2 separate regions of the Mus musculus genome follow, and region 1 is linked to region 2. Evidence: chromatin loops called from intact Hi-C (ENCODE). Cell type or tissue: left cerebral cortex. All regions are shown on one strand. Links, peaks and the distances in the headings refer to the core of each region. The heading gives the core; the rest is flanking DNA. Region 1 holds the start of Slc26a8 (solute carrier family 26, member 8). Region 2 holds the start of Srpk1 (serine/arginine-rich protein specific kinase 1).

Region 1 (8,328 bases), core at 317-8,316, 71 kb after region 2:
TCTGGCTGGTCTGGAACTTGTTGTGTAGAGCAGGCTGGCCTTGAATACCTCAGAAATCCACCTGCCTCTAACACCCAAGGGCTAGGGTTCAAGGCATTTGCCATCACACCTGGCTTTTATTATTATTATTATTATTGCTTTTAGTACAGGCAACCAGAGCTCACTTTTGCATCAGAGGACCCGCTGGCCTCCTGTTCTTCCTGCCCCACCTTGGAGTACAGTAAATAAGTACCTACCACCATGTCTGAGTAACAATCCCAAATAGGGGACTCAAGAGCTGGCTCAGTTGTTGTTCTGCAAACAAGAAGACCAGGGTTGGCTCCTAGCCCTGACATGGCTGCTCACAGCCATCTGTAATGTCTGTTTCACAGAATCTGATGCTCTCCTCTGACCTCTGCATGTACCAGGCATACATTCATGCATATAGATTAATAAACATAAATAAGTACAGGTTTTCAACAATCCTTTGAATTGGGATCAGCACTGAGGCATCCTGAAGGCAGTCCAGCTGACTTCCTTTATAGCCCACAGCGTGGCCATGTTGGTGCACCCTGACCATTCCCTCCACAGTGCTAAAGGTTGAGGGCGAGGTTGTCTTCTAACTTCTCCATGGAATACAGCAGGAAGATAGCAGCATCTCCCCAGTGGGGAGCCTGGTGTAGGGCGGGGGGGGGGGGGCAGGAAGGACCACCCACGGTCAGCCTACAACCCCCTTCCCCTCACCCCTGGTATCTTCCTGATAACCATCACCTTGTCCTTTCTGACAGGCATAAGGAGTTCCTCAGTGTACCACAGTGATTCAGCATGGCCACAATTCAGGCCCTAGCTCCTCCACGGTAAAACAGAGTCCTGTCTTAAAAGTCACATGACCTAGAGAGATACTGAGGGTCCCAGCCTGGGGAATGGAGAACTCCCTGAGAAGGTGAATTGAGACCGAGTTCAAGTGGGGGGAGGGGAGAATAGGTATTTCAGGGACAGAATTTAGAGATGATATAAGGGAAATAAAATATCTGAGTGACATCAACTTTAAACTGAGAGAGGGAAGGAGGAGGGGGTGGGGGAGGAGAAAGGGGGTAGGTTTAAAAGTGTTCCTAGAGGAGGGCTGGTGAGATGGCTCTGCAGGTTAAGGCCCCTGCCAGCAAGCCTGACAACCGTGGGACCCATGAGGTGAAAGGAGAGACACCAACTTCCACAAGTTTTCCTGGGACCTGCACCGGGCAGTGTGGCCCACATCTATGACCACACACACAAAATAAACAAACTTCAAAAACAAAAACAAAAACCTGTTCCTAGAGGGAGCTGAGTGTGGTGGCACATGCCTCTACCCTCAGCACTTGGGACACAGAGGCAGTGAAGATCAGGGGTTCAAGACCAGCCTGATACACAGAAAGCTTTCAGTCATGAGCTCCTACTTCAAAATAAACAAACAAAACCACAAACCAAATAAAAATAATTTCCTGAGTCAGAATTTCTGGGGCAGTACAAAAGTATGTTTTAAGACGGGGGGGGGGGGGGGGGGGGCGGGGGGGAGCTCAGTATAGTGGCAGCACAGGCGCCTTTAATCCCCGCACTCCAGAGACAGAGGCAGGTGGATCTCTGTGAGTTCCAGGCCAGCCTGGTCTACAGAGTGAGTTCCAGGCCAGCCATAGTGAGAGCCTGTGTACACAGAAAGAGAAGCAGGGGCACAGCAGAGCTGGGGAGCCTGATGTGGAGCAGTCAGTAGGGTGGAGCAGCCTGGAGGCTCCCTGCACTACCCGCTACTTCTCTTACTTGTCTTTATTGTGAGACAGGCTCCCCACAAAGGTGGAGTGTAGTGGGCTTTGGCATCCTCCTCCTCCTGTCCCCAGCTAGCCAATGCTGGGTTATAGGTGTAAGCCACCATCCATGCCTTAATTCTTTTTGATTCTTCCTTCCTGGGCTGGGGACCCATCTGAGGGCCTAACACATGCAGGGCTACTCTACCCTGAGCTGTAGTCCCAGCCTTTATCTTTAAGCAGGCTTTCATTGCTAAAAAACACTTAAAAAAAAATACAAGCACGTTAACACAGCTCTTTTTGCTTCTGCTACCCTCAGCCATCTGTCCATCCATCCATTCACCCACTCACTGATTCGTTTAAAATCTCTATTTGGGATATTTTAAATGCAAAAAAATGTAACCCGATTTATAAAATTTTGACTCAAAGGACCAGAAACCCTCAAAATTAGTTAAGGTACAAGAATATCTTTTACCTAATTAAGTCATCTTTCACATGCTTTCTAAAACCATAAGACAAAATTCACTTCCAATTAAAAAAAAAAAAAAAAAAAAGCACTTGTATTTCCCAACCAAAAACCTCATTGCCTGTGACTCTCAGTTTTGGTGGAGAATGTATTGGGGATGGTCTAGTGGCAGGAGATGCTTGAAGGTGGCAGCCCTCCAGCTGCTGACAGGTCACATAAACACCTTCCCTTAATGCTAGTCAGTGTGATACCAAGCAGGTGTGGTAGAGAGATCCTCATTACTGGGCTGAACAGTGGAGACTTCATGGGGGGACCCAAAGTCCAGCAATAAGGACTAGAAGACAGAGAAGGAGGAGAGGGGACAGAGGGTGGGCTTAAGGCAGAGAGAACAAAATGAGCAGAACAGTAAAGTCTGGAAGCAAAGGGGGCCCTGAGCTGCGGCCTGATGAGGACACAGAGAGTGGAAGTGTGGGGGGCCCACAGTCCAGTTCCTTCAGCTGTGGACATCACAGAGATGCGAATTTTTGAAAGGATCCAGTATGCAAATTCCATGTTGTCTCTTGCCATTTCGGTTTCACGCAGCCTTTCTATAAGGAGAGAGAAGTTCCAGGGACCACCGCTATTCATTCATTCATTCATTCATTCATTCACCCACTCCTTGTGCCTGGGACACTCCTGGCTCTGCAGGTGACCCAAGCAGCCACGCTCTGGGACGCGAGCGGGCTGTCAGCTCCCAGGCGGCAGCCAGAGCTCCGGACCGCTCCCGACCCAGGCTCACCTGGTTTCCGGTGGCCCGCAGGAGCGCAGACGCTGGGGACAGACTCGGCTCCAGCCTGGCTGGCGGCAGCGCTGCGGACGCGGAGGCCGGCAGTTCCGGAGCCGTTGCTGCAGAACCCGCGGGCGTTCCGGCTGTGCGGGTGACGGGCGAGGATGGCATCTGGGCCGAGGAGAAGGGGTCCCTGCTGCCCTCCACATACCCGGATCTTCTAGAAATAGCCACGAGAATAAGATTTCCCCTTTCTCCTGCTCGGTGTAGGCATGGGTGGATGTGGGTTCTTACGGGTCTAACTTTCCCCATTCACTTTTATTAGCTTTCTCGGCTTCTACGGAAGATTCCACTAGGTGGGAATGCAGGGTCGCATTGATCTTGTAGAGACTAGAACCAGGGCCTAAGAAAGCTCAACAGACTTACCTAAATGAGATGCGGTCAGAATGCTCGCCCTAGTAGTTCTCCATACTCTCAGAGGCATGAATTAAGTCTTTAATACCCACCCCCCAATTTTCTTTTAAATTTCTAAACTTTGGATGGCTCTAAAGGGCAAGAGTCGGTCTCAAACCCGAGTGATGGTTTTTGGGGTGTTGCACATACGGTCTCATCACTACACAGCAGAGGCTTGGTCTCCTGGTTTTTCCAAATGCTAGAATTACAGGATTTGTAAATACAAATAAACAAATAAATAAATAAACAAATAAATAAATAAGAAGGGTCCCCTGGTCTTTCCAAATGCTGGAATTACAGGTTGTGTATAAATAAATAAATAAGAGAAAGGTCTCTTGGTCTTTTCAAATGCTGGAATTACAGGTTCTGTACATATAAATAAATAGTATGAAAGGGTCTCCTGGTCTTTCTAAATGCTGGAATTACAGGCTGTGTAAATAGATATATATGTATGCATGTATATGAAGGGTTTTCTGGTCTTTCCAAATGCCGGAATTGCAGGTGGTGTAAATATAAATAAATAAATGAGAAGACCTTCCTGAAATGGAATGACCTACTTGCAGTGTGTGTGTGTACCTTCCCCTTCCAGTAGTGGGTATTGAACCCAGGGCCTTGCAAATGCTGGTCCCCAGCCTGGAAGTGGCCATTCATGATGTCTACCTCTGACCTCGTGCATTGGAACTCCCTGTGGGTCCCTGGAACCTCCTTCTGCCACTTCTGCCTGAAAACATGTAGGAGCGCCTGGAGGGAGAGCCTGGGCTTTGAGGCAAGACTAATATTTGCCTAGGGGGCAGGTTTCACCAGCATCCCGAGGTGAGCCACTTGTCCTTGAGCAGACCGGAATGCGACAGCTTTCTGGACAGGGCCTGTCTGTTCTTTCAAGTTGTTCTTGGAAATTGACGACTCTAGTGAGCAGGTTGCTCGGAGTTCAAAGATCATTTGGCTCTCTTCCCCGACGCTGTCACAGCGGCTTTCCGCCATGGCGCCAGGCATTCGCCCGTGCGACCACAGAGAGGCGCGCGCGCCCCGCGCTGCGGCCTCCACCCTTGGCGCCCCGGGGAGCCCAGTCCCCGAGAGTTCCTGCCTCGGCTCCCCAAGCCGCGTCCCTCTTCTCGCGAGATCTGCCGGCCCTGCGCGCTCTTCTCGCGACCCCCCGCCCCGTGGGCAGGTTCCATATTGGGTAAGATCTGGATTCAGAGCGGGGCCTCCTTGGAGCTGTTCTCGCGAGAGTTCCGCGAGAGGCTCCCGGCCGCTGCCTGTGGGATCGCCGCCACTGGAGCCCAAGCGGGGCGCTGAAGCGCGAGCGGGTGTCTTGCGGCGTCGGCGTGCGCTCCCTCCCCGGGGAGCGGCTGCAGGAGGACCGCGGCGGGAGCAGCCTCGAGCCGTGCAGCCGGCTCCGGCACCTTGCCGACGCTCGTAGGAGCCGCCGCGGCTGACAGGGGCGGCGGGTCGCAGCCTCCACACCTGCGCGGGTGGCGGGCGCGGGGTCCGGTCTGCCGCGGGCGGGCGCAGAGGAGAGCGTGCGGCTGCAGGCAGGAGCCCCCGCTCGGCCACCTCCTCGCCCCGCTGCTGCCGCTGGAAGATGTCGCAGGAGAGGCCCACGTTCTACCGGCAGGAGCTGAACAAGACCATCTGGGAGGTGCCCGAACGATACCAGAACCTGTCCCCGGTGGGCTCGGGCGCCTATGGCTCGGTGTGGTGAGTGTCGCCGGGCCTCGGGTTAGGGGTGGGGTGGGGGGACGCGGTGGAGCAAGCAGGGTGGCCCTGCATGCCTGAGGGCCAGGCCTGTCCCCACAGCTCAGCGATGCGCCCAGCGGCAGGAATTCTCCTCCGGGCGTGTCTGGGGGTGCAGGGGGCAGCTGGAGCGGGACGTGTCCTGCACCCCTCGCCCTGCATACGCAGGTCGGGGGCGAGCCGTGTGCGGGAGCGGGTCAGCTGCGGACGCGGTGGGATGCTTCTCTACCCTGCGCTCTCCCTGCTCCCAAGACTGGCCCTCCCGGGGGTCCTCTGCTGCAGCGCGGCCTCAGGACCCTGCCTCCGGGTACCGCCACTCGGGACGCGGGAGCCCTGCCCCGGGGAGCAGACGAGCTGGGCGGAGCTCCAGCGAGGAGCTGTAGGGCAAAGCCTGACCCGGGGACTGCGGTCACCTGAACGAAACTTGCAAGAGAAAGCGCTCCTTTCCCGGAATTTTTTTTTTTTTCCTTTTTTCTCCCCCTTTTCCCATTTTTGCAAGCCTCCATCGAAAAATCCTGTCTCAGGAAACGTTCCTTTGGGATTCGCACTTGAATTAGCAGCACCCCGAAGAGCTTAAAATACCGACTTTATCTCGGGGACCACGGTGCCAGCTTGCGTGGTGTGTTTCCGATTCGGTTGAAAGCGTATTTCCTTTTCGGGGAGGGAGGGTGGCAGCGCCTTGCAAGGACGCTCCAGCTCGCCGCTTAGTCACATACCACTGCTCATTTCAGTATTGTTTGACAAAACAGTTTTCCATACCGAGCAGAGGGGCGCCCCTCAAGATCAAGAAGGTAGGACTAGAGCTGGAGGTGTAGATAGCTTTTAATTGAAGTAATTCATGGGGGTGCTTTTCTTTTTTTTAAGTCCCTTAGAAGATTTGCGGAGTTTTATCAGCTTGTAAGTACCGAGGTACGTGGTGGTTTTCGGGAGATCCTGGAACATAGGAAACGATGCTTTTTAGCTTTCCTTAACACCGGGTGGGGGAGGGGGGTAGGAGTGGGGGGGGGCCTATTTTAGTTCCACTATGGCTCTCCCTGTCTTGCCTGGAACTCAACAAATTTTGTCTGCCAGCTCTGAGAATAAAGGCTTTTGCTACCATGCATGGCCCTGGGAGCAGGTTTCAGATTAAATTTCTACCATAAAACTTCCACTCCAGAAATGTTCTAAGGAACTTTGAAGGATTCACGCAGTATCTTTTACTATATCTTTTAGAGCTCCCTATCTGATAGTAATCTGATAGATTCAGTAGATGAGCCCTTCCTGTGTTTTAGTGACTTACATGCATTCATGGTTTCCGAAGGAGTCTGGGAAATGGTTTTTGTTTTGGAACAAATTCCAGGCTTCTGGATGTGCTAACCTTTAAGTATGAGTCCTGTGTTACTTAAAGTCATATCGTGAATTTCCTGTTTGGTAGAATCTTCTGGGTAATTGAGATTGTGCAATTGTGTCCAGCAACAGATCACATTGCATTTGCTGGCTCAAGCTGCTTAAGCTATGTTGCAGATGATACCAACTTGGACATCTTTCTCACGAGTCTACAGAATGGCAGTTTACACTTTAAAGGAAATGTCAATAATATCTCTCATGTATTTGTGATTGATCTGTTGCATCATTGTTTCTCTAATAGTTACCAGCTCCTTAAGTATCTCCATTCTTCGTTCCTAATTGGTACAGTACCAGGCGTTTGTTTCCATTTGAATGCTCAGGGAGTGAAGCTCAGGGGCTTCTGGGATGGTGAATTTGCAAGGTTTCCTGTGGACACCACTGTCCTGGCAGAAGAGCCAGCTTCACAGTGAAGTGCCACAGTGAAACCAACTCCACTTCCTCTAGTGCTGCTGTTTTCTGTGTAATATAATTGAGCACAACCTCACAATTAAATAGACTTCTACCAAACAGCTTCTTAAACATAGGTAGTGCTGGCCCAGTGATGGAACGCAGTGGGACAGCCCTGGCCTTGCCTGTGGGAGGCCCTGCATTCCAGCCCCAGCAGCAGTGCACCACACAAAGCAGGTTGCTTGAAATAAGGGCCCAAAAGGTATGCAGCAAAAATCCTGTTTCTGCTCTCAGCCCTGCATGCTGGTCTTCCAGAGACAACCACTGTTTAGTTCCTTGCCTGACATTCCAGAGAGGTGTAGTTTCTAGCGTAGAGATTTACTATGTAGCCTATTGATGAGGAAAAGATAGCTGAAATTGTGTGTGACCCAGCAAATGTCACCTTCAGTTAGATTTGCAAGTGTTAACTTCTCTCAAGTTATTTGAAATTGTGTTTTCAATTAGCTTTTTAGGTGTGACTGAAAAATACTTTTTTGTTTGTTTTTTGAGATGAGCTGTCCTAGAATTCACATTGTAGACCAGACTGGCCTCCAACTCCGATCAGCTGGACTTTGCCTCTCAGAGTGCCTGGATTAAAGACTTGCAACACTACACCTGACTTCTTGAATTTCTTTTTTAATCCACTTTGAGGCCTGTGTTCCCTTTCTTCACCTTCGTTCTCTGAGATAGTTTGATGTTGGGGAATAATGAAGTCCATTTGAATGGATATAATTGAGGGGGATTTAAACTGAGCTCTTGAGAAGAGAGGAGGCTGTTCTACTGGTGACAGTGGAATAAGTCAGGAGGGACCTGAAGTCTCTTCAAAAAAGGAATCTCTGAATTGGACATGATACACTTTGATTTGTAACTTAATTTTTTTCTTTTAAGTTTAAGATTAATTTTAATTTGTATTATGCAGTGAGCGACAGTAACAAAAAACAAGCAGCAAACTGTAGTATTACCAACTGTGACTCAAAGTTGAATGAGAGTCTAGAAATTGAGAATTGGCTTGTTTTTACAAATATCTTTCTTTTTAAAAGTGTAAAGGGAACTAAACTAAGTTCTCTAAGTTTTAAGGAACTGTATTTACTGCCTGAAAAGGGAAACAAGCAAAATCATTAAGACCACATTGTTGCAAAGCATTGATTGTGTGGTTTGGGACATAGGGGAAAATCTTTGTGGTGAATTTAAGGAAATACAAACGGGAACGTCAGTGTCTTTCCTCTGGGGAAAGGGGCTCTCCAGCCCCTTGCTGGACACACTTGGGTACCATGCCTTGGGAGTGAGAATTAAGAATTACTTCTAGATCATTCACAGCTATTTATTCATTAGTCTGGATTACA
Region 2 (8,328 bases), core at 126-8,125:
AGTCAGTGTGCAAACAACCTGTAGCAGTGTGTGTAGGAAATAGGAAAGGGAATATGCAAACATTCATCCACTCACTCTTAGTAGTGTACACAGCTATGCCAGCACTTTTCTAGACACAGAAGCTACAGCCAGGAACAGAAGAGAGTGTGCTTCACTGTGTGCACAACTCCCCATGAGAAGAACTAAGAAGCCCTCATGTATCTGAAGCCACCATCTCCTATCTTGACTTCCACAGGCAAAGTGCAGATTCCCATTAAGGTCCTACTGTCCAGAAAAATCCACGTTCTTGTAGGATAGTGGCCAAGATGGGCTACAGAGGCGGGCTGAGTGGGTGAAGGACAAGCATGCACACACTATTTTAACAGCATTGCAACATTTAAGGAAGGAAGTGCTGAATTTTACCTGAATAATTTCAAAATGGAGGTTCTATAGGGGAAGCTGACATTCAGACCAAGGAGCTGATTTAGAGTGTGCTTTGGAGGTCACAGTAATTCCCTGAGGTTTCAAAAGACAGGCTACAAATTTAGAAGGAAGCTGGAGAGGTGGCTTTGTAGTTAAACACTGGCTGCTCTTGCAGAAGACCTCGATTTTTCCCCCAGTACCTACATGGTGGCTCACAACCATCTGTAACTCCAGTTCCAGGGGATCCGATCCCTTTCTTCTGGCCTCTACGGGTGAATGCACATGATGTGCAGATATAATGCAGGCAAAACACCCTTACATAATACAATAATACACATGTCTCCAGCTCAGTGCTGGGCAGGCTTCCTTGTACATGCCACCTACAGACCTGAGCACCCACATTTGACACTGCATTGGAAGCAGACAGGTGGTAACTTCCAGTTACTCTACAAAACCCAGATTCTAGCTGTCACCTTTCATTGTTTCCTTTCTAACAGGAGAAAATCTTATTTACTTTGGCATTTTAACAGGTTGGGGCTTCAGTTAATTTGACAAGCCTGGATCTCATATAGAAACATCCATGTAAGCAAAATGTGCTAACATATTAACCTGTTAAATAAGGAAACATTTCTGACAAGAGTTCTTGAGATGCAATTTAAAAGCACACACTTAAATTTAATAAACCCATACAATTAAAATTACAAGTCAACCCTGAAAACTTCAGAAATGAAAACGGGGTGGGCCTAGTAATCGCAAGGCCCTCAGCTCTGCAAGGGCAGAGGGGGAAAAGAGAGAAAGAGAGAAAGAAAAAGACTAAAAAACAAGCAAACAAACCAAAACCAAATAAATAAATAAATAAATAAATAAATGAGCAAGGTAATTGGCAGAAGTGAAAATTAGCCAATTGGGGGAAGGAGGATCACTTTGTGTTAAAAACTTAAGTTCAAAAGCCTTTAAGTAGATGAGAAATATAAATTATTCCACATGACAAAGAACATACCATTTACAAACAGCTCTTAAGAGCAAGAAAAAGAGCTAAGTAGAGCATGCCTTTAGTCCCAGCACTTGGCAGGCAGAGGCAAAGGAATCTCTTGAGTTCAAGGCCCAGCCTGGTCTACAAAGCAAGTTCCAGGACAGCCAGGGCCACTGTCTCAAAAAACCAAAACCAAGTAAATAAATACACAAATGAAACTCATGTTTGCTAACAGATACGAAGCTAGAGCGGCCCACTTCCTGGAACTCCGGGGGCTACTGCCACGTCTCAGTCCACATGTAAAACTTAATGAAGAAAGCCCACTGTAAAGCACACAGGAAGGAGGCAGCGCGCGCACTGACAGCACCGACTTGCAGGGGCGCGTGAATGGCTCTACTTCCTACTAGGCAGTGCTAGGAACCTTTATGCATTCTTCCTTTATAAAGCTTCAGTGCAGCAATTTATACTAAAGAAAATAAAAAATGTCACTCCCAGCTTGGAGCTTCCTAGCTCAATCACACAATCAGATCTGCACAACAACTATAAGATTATTTAATCACAAGCATCGAGAAAACTGCAGTCCCAGCTAACCTCCAAGCTAACTATTGACATGAGTGTTCGATGCTGGACTCCATACCATCTAAAAGTCATGAGCTGCTGGAGTCTAGAAGCTTAGGGCAGACAGGAAGGCGGCAGGCCCTGCTGCACACACTGGGATCAGAATGCTCACAGGCGAGGTGCGTCACAGGTGGACCTCGAAGAAGCCCCTCCCCTCAGGCTCTAGCTTATCTGTCCCAACACAACAGGACGCACCATCTAGCCATGTGGCCACAGAGCACAGGACAGCACGCCCAACCCAGGTCCCAGTCCTAGCTTCACAGACCTCTTAATCACCCAAAGCAAAACTGATCACTATACAACTAGTTAACATCAGAATAAATAGAAAATGTCTATTTTCTATTAGGATATGGTGGTACACACCTTCAGTCCCAGCACAGAAGCAGGCCTGAGGTCAAGGAAAGCCTAATTTACACAGTAAATTCCAGGACAGCCAGGCCTATAAGAGAACCTGACCACCCTTACCCAAAACAAACAAATAAACAAACAGAAAACAAAAACAGAAAGGACAGAAGGATCTAAAACAGTAGGGTGGAGAAGAAATTGTTCAAGTTAGGCAAGGTCACTTCCCTTAACCTCACAGCACAAAGACCCAAAGGGACTGTGTTGTGGAGGCAGGAGCCCTAGAAGCCAGCTCTAGGACTATGGCACACTGCTCCAAGTGCCTAGGTTCTGGTTTTACAGGCAATCCACAGCATTGAGACAACCCACCCCTTTATAATACACATGGCTATATTATAGTGGAGCCCTTGAGAAGACTCTATGCCTGTACCAGTCAACACTTTCTTGTACTGCTCAGTCCTGACTACCTGTCATTGTGGCTGAGTGACTCAACATAGATATGAAGTCCAAGTCAGCCTACAATCAGAACTCAAAGTCAGACCTGCCTTACTCACAAGACCACACTATGGAAGGCCTTCCTAACAACCGCATGGGAACCTACACCTTTGTCAGAAAAATAGCAAATAAGTTGTCAGGAATGCAGTCAGGAACAGAGTCAAGATGGGGCTTCTGACACAATTTTTCTTTTTTGTTTGGTTTTTTTAAAAGGGTTTCTCTGTGTAGCCTTTGCTGTCCAGGAACTCACTCTGTAGACCAGTGTCTTAGTCAGGGTTTCTATTCCTGCACAAACATTGTGACTAAGAAGCAGTTGGGGAGGAAAGGGTTTATTCAGCTTACAACTCCACATTGCTGTTCATCACCAAAGGAAGTCAGGACTGGAACTCAGGCAGGTCAGGAAGCAGGAGCTGATGCAGAGACCATGGAGGGATGTTCTTTACTGGCTTGCTTCCCCTGGCTTGCTCAGCTTGCTTTCTTTAGAACCAATACTACCAGCCCAGAGATGGTCCCACCCACAAGGGGCCTTTCCCCCTTGATCACTAATTGAGAAAATGCCTTCCAGCTGGATCTCTTGGAGGCATTTCCCCAACTGATGCTCCTTTCTCTGTGATAACTCCAGCGGTGTCAAGTTGACACAAAACTAGCCAGTACAACCAGGTTGGCCTCAAACTCAAAAATCCACCTGCCTCTGCCTCTCAAGGGCTGGGATTAAAGGTGTGTGCCACCACTGCCCGGCTTCTGGCACAAAACTCTTAACAAATTAATTAATCAGAAAATTCAACTACTTGAAAAGCGGTTGGAGAAACGAGGGGGAAGTAAAATTATATTCAGTAAAATAAGGGTAAGAACAGAAATAACTAAGAACACAGACAACTCTAAGCTACCTGCAGTAGTGAGCAGAAGAGTACCTAACACTAAGGACGTTTGTCTGCTTTTAAAACAAGTATATGCAGGCAGGTGAGATGGCTCGGTAGGTCTGGGCTCTTGCTACCAGGCTTGAGGCACCAAGTTCAATGCCTGGAACCTACACGGGGAAGGACAGAGCTAACTTCTAAATGTTGATCTCTGACATATACATTCACATGCACAGTGTATGTTCACCCTAGACCATATGAAGCATTGAATATCTGCTAAGTATGTGACATCTACACATATTCACCTGCCACACAACAGTCCGATTCACCCTAATATCTAAATAAGATTCCATGTCTTACATCAGACAGACCAAAATACAGGTGATTAGCCAGCTGAGCGTGATAGCACAAGACCAGTAATCGTGTCACTGTGGAGGCTGAGGCAGGAAGATCACCCCAAGCTCAAGACCAGCGTAGGCTACATAGTGAGACTCTTATCAAAACCCTTTTAACCAAGTGTGACGGTGCAGGCCTTCAATCCCAGCACTCCAGAGACAGAGGCAGGCAGATCTCTAGTCCACAGAGGGCGTTCCAGGAGAGCCAGGGCTACATGGAGAAAAACCAAAATTAAAATAAGAGGGGAAAAAAACCCTTTTAAGTGTTATTAATAAAACCATTTCCTCCTTCCATCAGAAAATGTAAAACACTCATATGGCTTCCCCACGGAGTGCTGAAATCCCAGCTGCTGCTAGGACAGCTCTGCCGTTTCTATCAACCATTCAACAGAGGATTCAAACCGAGTTCTAGACATCCCTAAATGGATAACCATCCCAGGAACCTGCGCACTCTCACACCTGCCCACACCTCAGCGCTCACTCACACACACTAGAAAATGGAGAAGAGGAGAAGTCGGCACTTTATCAAAGAAGTCACTGCACGGCCTCCCCCAAAAAACTTCAGGGAGTCTCCTAAGCAACACCACCCACTCCACCCCGGTACAGTCGCGCAGCAGGGTGACCTAGGAAGACTTCTAATGTGTGGCAGAGCAGTGCAGACCCAGCTTGATAATACAAAACACCAAATAAATGGGAAAACACAGAAAACAGTTCCTCTGAAACAGAGTGCTAAGCAGAGAACTCTCTAAGTCCACCCGGAGGAACCTCTGCAACTAAATGTTAGTACAAGATCCTTCGTAAAGCTAACTTCTAAGCTCACAATGGCAGTGAGCCTGCAGTGGTGGCACATGCCCCTTAATCCCAGGATTCTCAGAGCCAAAAACAAGAGGATAAATTCAAGGCCAACCTGGTCTACATAGGGAGTTCCAGGTCAGCCAAGGCTATCTCAAAAAACAAAGACGTTGGTGGGAATGGTAGCAGCTAAGCTCACTTGAATAAGCCTCCACCCAGCGTTTCTATCAGACTGTGCCCTCTTTTGTGCACACACACCCCCAACACCACTAAACCACTATTACACATCAAATCGGGCAAGTGTAGCACTAGGCCCACCAAGCCGGAATCACCCAACCGGCACCAGCAATTTGACTCTGGACATTACTCCGACGTTACTGCTCTGAGGACCTGATAGTACGGCCCGCCGGTAATGCATAACTTAGCCGGCACACCGAGTGGACAGCAACGCCACAGAGTCTCCCAGACTTAGGAAGCAGAGTAATCAGGCGCGAGGAAGACTCCCGGCCGTCCTCCTCTACCCAAGCGAGCGTGTGGTTGGCAGGGCCAAGGGTAAACAGGGAAAATTCATTCAACAATTTCCCGATGGCGTAGCGTGCGGACAGACGTAGGAGGCAAGTTAAGACGCTGCGGAGCACGGAAGGAAGAGCAGAGTTCACAGACAGGCAGGTAATGATTGCCAGCTCCGGCTGCCGGGCCACACCTGGGCCTCCTCGATGGAGTTGGCGAGTGGTGCCGGGCAGGCTCCGGGTCTTTCCAGCAGACCCGAGCCTGGAGACCCAGCTACCTTCCACATGATTCCCGGAGGGCGAATCACACAGCGGCCCAGTAACCATGTGGCGGGGAGGGGTTGGGGGGGAACCGCCCGAAGCGCACAACCCGGTAGGGGGAGGAGGTCCCCGAGGAAACGCAAAGGGCGGGATGTTGGGGTACAAGACTCACTTCCTTTGGGCTTTGTCCTTCTTGGCCTTGGTCCTTTTCTTTCGGGCCTGGAGCGCGAGCACTGCGGGAGAGAGGGATGGATGAAGGGCCGATGTAAGTGGGAGGCGGGGAGCGGCGCGAGCACGCAGGGCGACCGGGCCTGAGGCTGCGGGCCGAGCGCGGGGCGGGCTGCTCGGGGTGCACAGCGGCTGCCAGGCCCGGCGCGCCCAAAGAGGCTCGGGCCGGCCATGAGGCCTCGCCGCCCCGGCCTGGGGGCTGCGGAGCGAGGGGCGGGGACGGCGGGCGCCGGAGGACGCCGCAGCCGAGGGGCGAGAGGCAAGAGTGACGCCGCTTCAGGGGGCCGCGACAGTGGCCAGAGAGGCGCCTGGCGCCCAGTCGGGGACCGCCGTGGCTCCTCGTGGCGGAGGCCGCTCCGCCGCTCACCTTTCCGCTCCATGGCGAGACCGGTAACCGCCAGGCGCCTGCGCACTCGAGTGACGCCGACTCGGGCTCCCGCCGCGGCCCAAATCCCAGCTCTTCCTCCCGGCGCGCGCCGGCCCCGCCTCCGGGCCCGCCCGACCACGCCCCACACGGCGTCGCGCGCCTGCGTGGTGAACACAGAGCCTACCACCTGCTCCGGGGTGTACGAGAGTGGAGGGCAAGGGACCGAGGGATCCTGAATGGGAAGCTGGTTTTAGTGTCCCGCCATAAAGCGCGCGGCTTGAAGTTCTTACCTCCTGAGGAAAGGCAGGGCTCCGCAGTCAGTCGGGATTTGCCTCAGTTTCCCCGGCCTGCAAAACTGCTTAACCCAAACATATCCCAGTTCCTGTCTGAGCTGTTGTAAGGGCCAATTAAGACATTAAAGAAAATGGGAAATTAAATTGTATGTGGATACACACAGAACAAAGGCTGGAAGGAGGGAACGTGTGCCTCTGTCCTCTTCTAAAGATAAAACCTTGGGCCAGCAGCCCATGCCTTTAATCCCAGCACTCCAGAAGCAGGTGTATCTTTATGAGTTCCAGGCCAGCAAGGCATATATAATGAGATCCTGACCCAAAATAAATCAATAAGAACTGGATGGGGGGGCGGTATGGGGGACTTTTGGGATAGCATTGGAAATGTAACTGAGGAAAATACGTAATAAAAAAATATTAAAAAAAAAAAAAAGAACTGGATCAGAAGCTGGGCAGTGGTGGTGCACGCCTTTAATCCCAGCACTTGGAAAGCAGAGGCAGGCAGATTTCTGAGTTCGAGGCCAGCCTGGTCTACAGAGTGAGTTCCAAGACAGCCAGGGCTACACAGAGACACCCTGTCTCGAAAAACCAAAAAAGAAAAAAGAAAAAAAGAAAAGAACTGGACCAGAAGACAGCTCAGCAAGTAAAGGTGCCTTAAGGACCTGAATTCAAATCCAAATAGGGCCAATTCCCACAGGTCTCTCTCTGACTTGCACACAGGACCCATGGCACATGCAACAACCCCTCACCCATAAGTAAGCTAAACAATTATTTTAAGTAAAAGCAAACACTTCTAAAGGGAATTTTCTAGCTGCAAGTTGAAAGCCTTAAAGGAAGGGTGTGAATGGGAATTCTGTTTTCTCCTTGAAGAACTCTCTTCATCGTAGGACTTACCGGGTGTTTCCATACTGTCAAGTGCATGATCTTATTAGATGCTGATGTCAACTTCAGGCCAAGGTAGTTATTATCCCCATTACAGAAAGATGAGAACGTGGAAAGGATTGTGTGCTCAGAATCTTGCTGTCCCAACCCAATGATTCAGGCATCAAAACTCCTATAGTAAAGTAGAATCAGCAGGCATTTATGAGAGAGATGGGGGAGGAACATGAGGCTCTCTAGACCCCAGTATTTCTTCCAAAACATAGACTGTGGGTACTGCTGTGGAGATTTATAGTAGGCACTGAAATTCGCAATTGGAATTGTATACTTTTCATGTGTTTCAGAACTCTCCTTTAGATCTTTTTTGTGATTTTCTTTTTGTTGTTTTGTTTGTCTGTTTGGGGGGTTTTTGGTTTGTTTTGTTTTGTTTTTGTTTTGAGACAGGGTTTCTCTGTGTAGTCCTGGCTGTCCTAGAACTCACTCTGTAGACCAGGCTGGCCTGGAACTCAGAAATCGGCCTGCCTCTGCCTCCTAAGTGCTGGGATTAAAGGCGTGCGCTACCAACACCCGGCTCCACTGAAGCCTTTTCAAGTGGCGTGCATATGTCTATATTCCAGCTGGCTAGGGTAGGGGCTCAAAAACCCAGCTCTATAAGAAGTGGGACTTGGGGGCTGGTGAGATGGCTCAGCAGGTAAGATGTCTCTAAGAGCACCCAACTGCTCTTCTGAAGGTCCTGAGTTCAAATCCCAACAACCACATTGTGGCTCACATCCATCCGTAAGGAGATCCGACTCCCTCTTCTGGAGTGTCTGAAGACAGCTACAGTGTACTTACATAAAATAAATAAATAAATCTTTTAAAAAAAAGAAGAAGAAGAAGAAGAAGTGGGACTTGGGCTGGGGAGTTGGCTCAGTGCGTAA

The links. A loop is a pair of places that touch in the nucleus more often than their neighbours do. Peaks named below come from ENCODE experiments on the same cell type or tissue, not always from the same donor. Only the 100,000 strongest peaks of a DNase experiment are listed, where the experiment ranks them.
Region 1: it touches region 2 in a loop (2.3-fold over the local background); 5 of 42 quality-filtered maps call a loop at or near these places.

Annotation. Positions count from the first base shown.
Region 1 is chr17:28,686,719-28,695,046 of GRCm38, forward strand. It overlaps Slc26a8 (solute carrier family 26, member 8), which reads right to left and starts at 3,269. Exons shown (of 20, transcript NM_001290320.1): 1 at 2,999-3,269. Mapk14 (mitogen-activated protein kinase 14) reads left to right here and starts at 4,624. Exons shown (of 12, transcript NM_011951.3): 1 at 4,624-5,137. The coding sequence starts at 5,022. In left cerebral cortex, for the core only: a CTCF peak has its summit at 4,450; DNase peaks (open chromatin) are centred at 1,820, 1,981, 3,111, 4,593 and 1 more place; H3K4me3 peaks cover 4,404 bases; H3K27ac peaks cover 3,898 bases.
Region 2 is chr17:28,616,161-28,624,488 of GRCm38, forward strand. It overlaps Srpk1 (serine/arginine-rich protein specific kinase 1), which reads right to left and starts at 6,361. Exons shown (of 16, transcript NM_016795.4): 1 at 6,240-6,361; 2 at 5,817-5,877. The coding sequence starts at 6,252. In left cerebral cortex, for the core only: no CTCF peak of the experiment used is centred there; DNase peaks (open chromatin) are centred at 265, 700, 1,740, 4,628 and 3 more places; H3K4me3 peaks cover 2,721 bases; H3K27ac peaks cover 2,660 bases.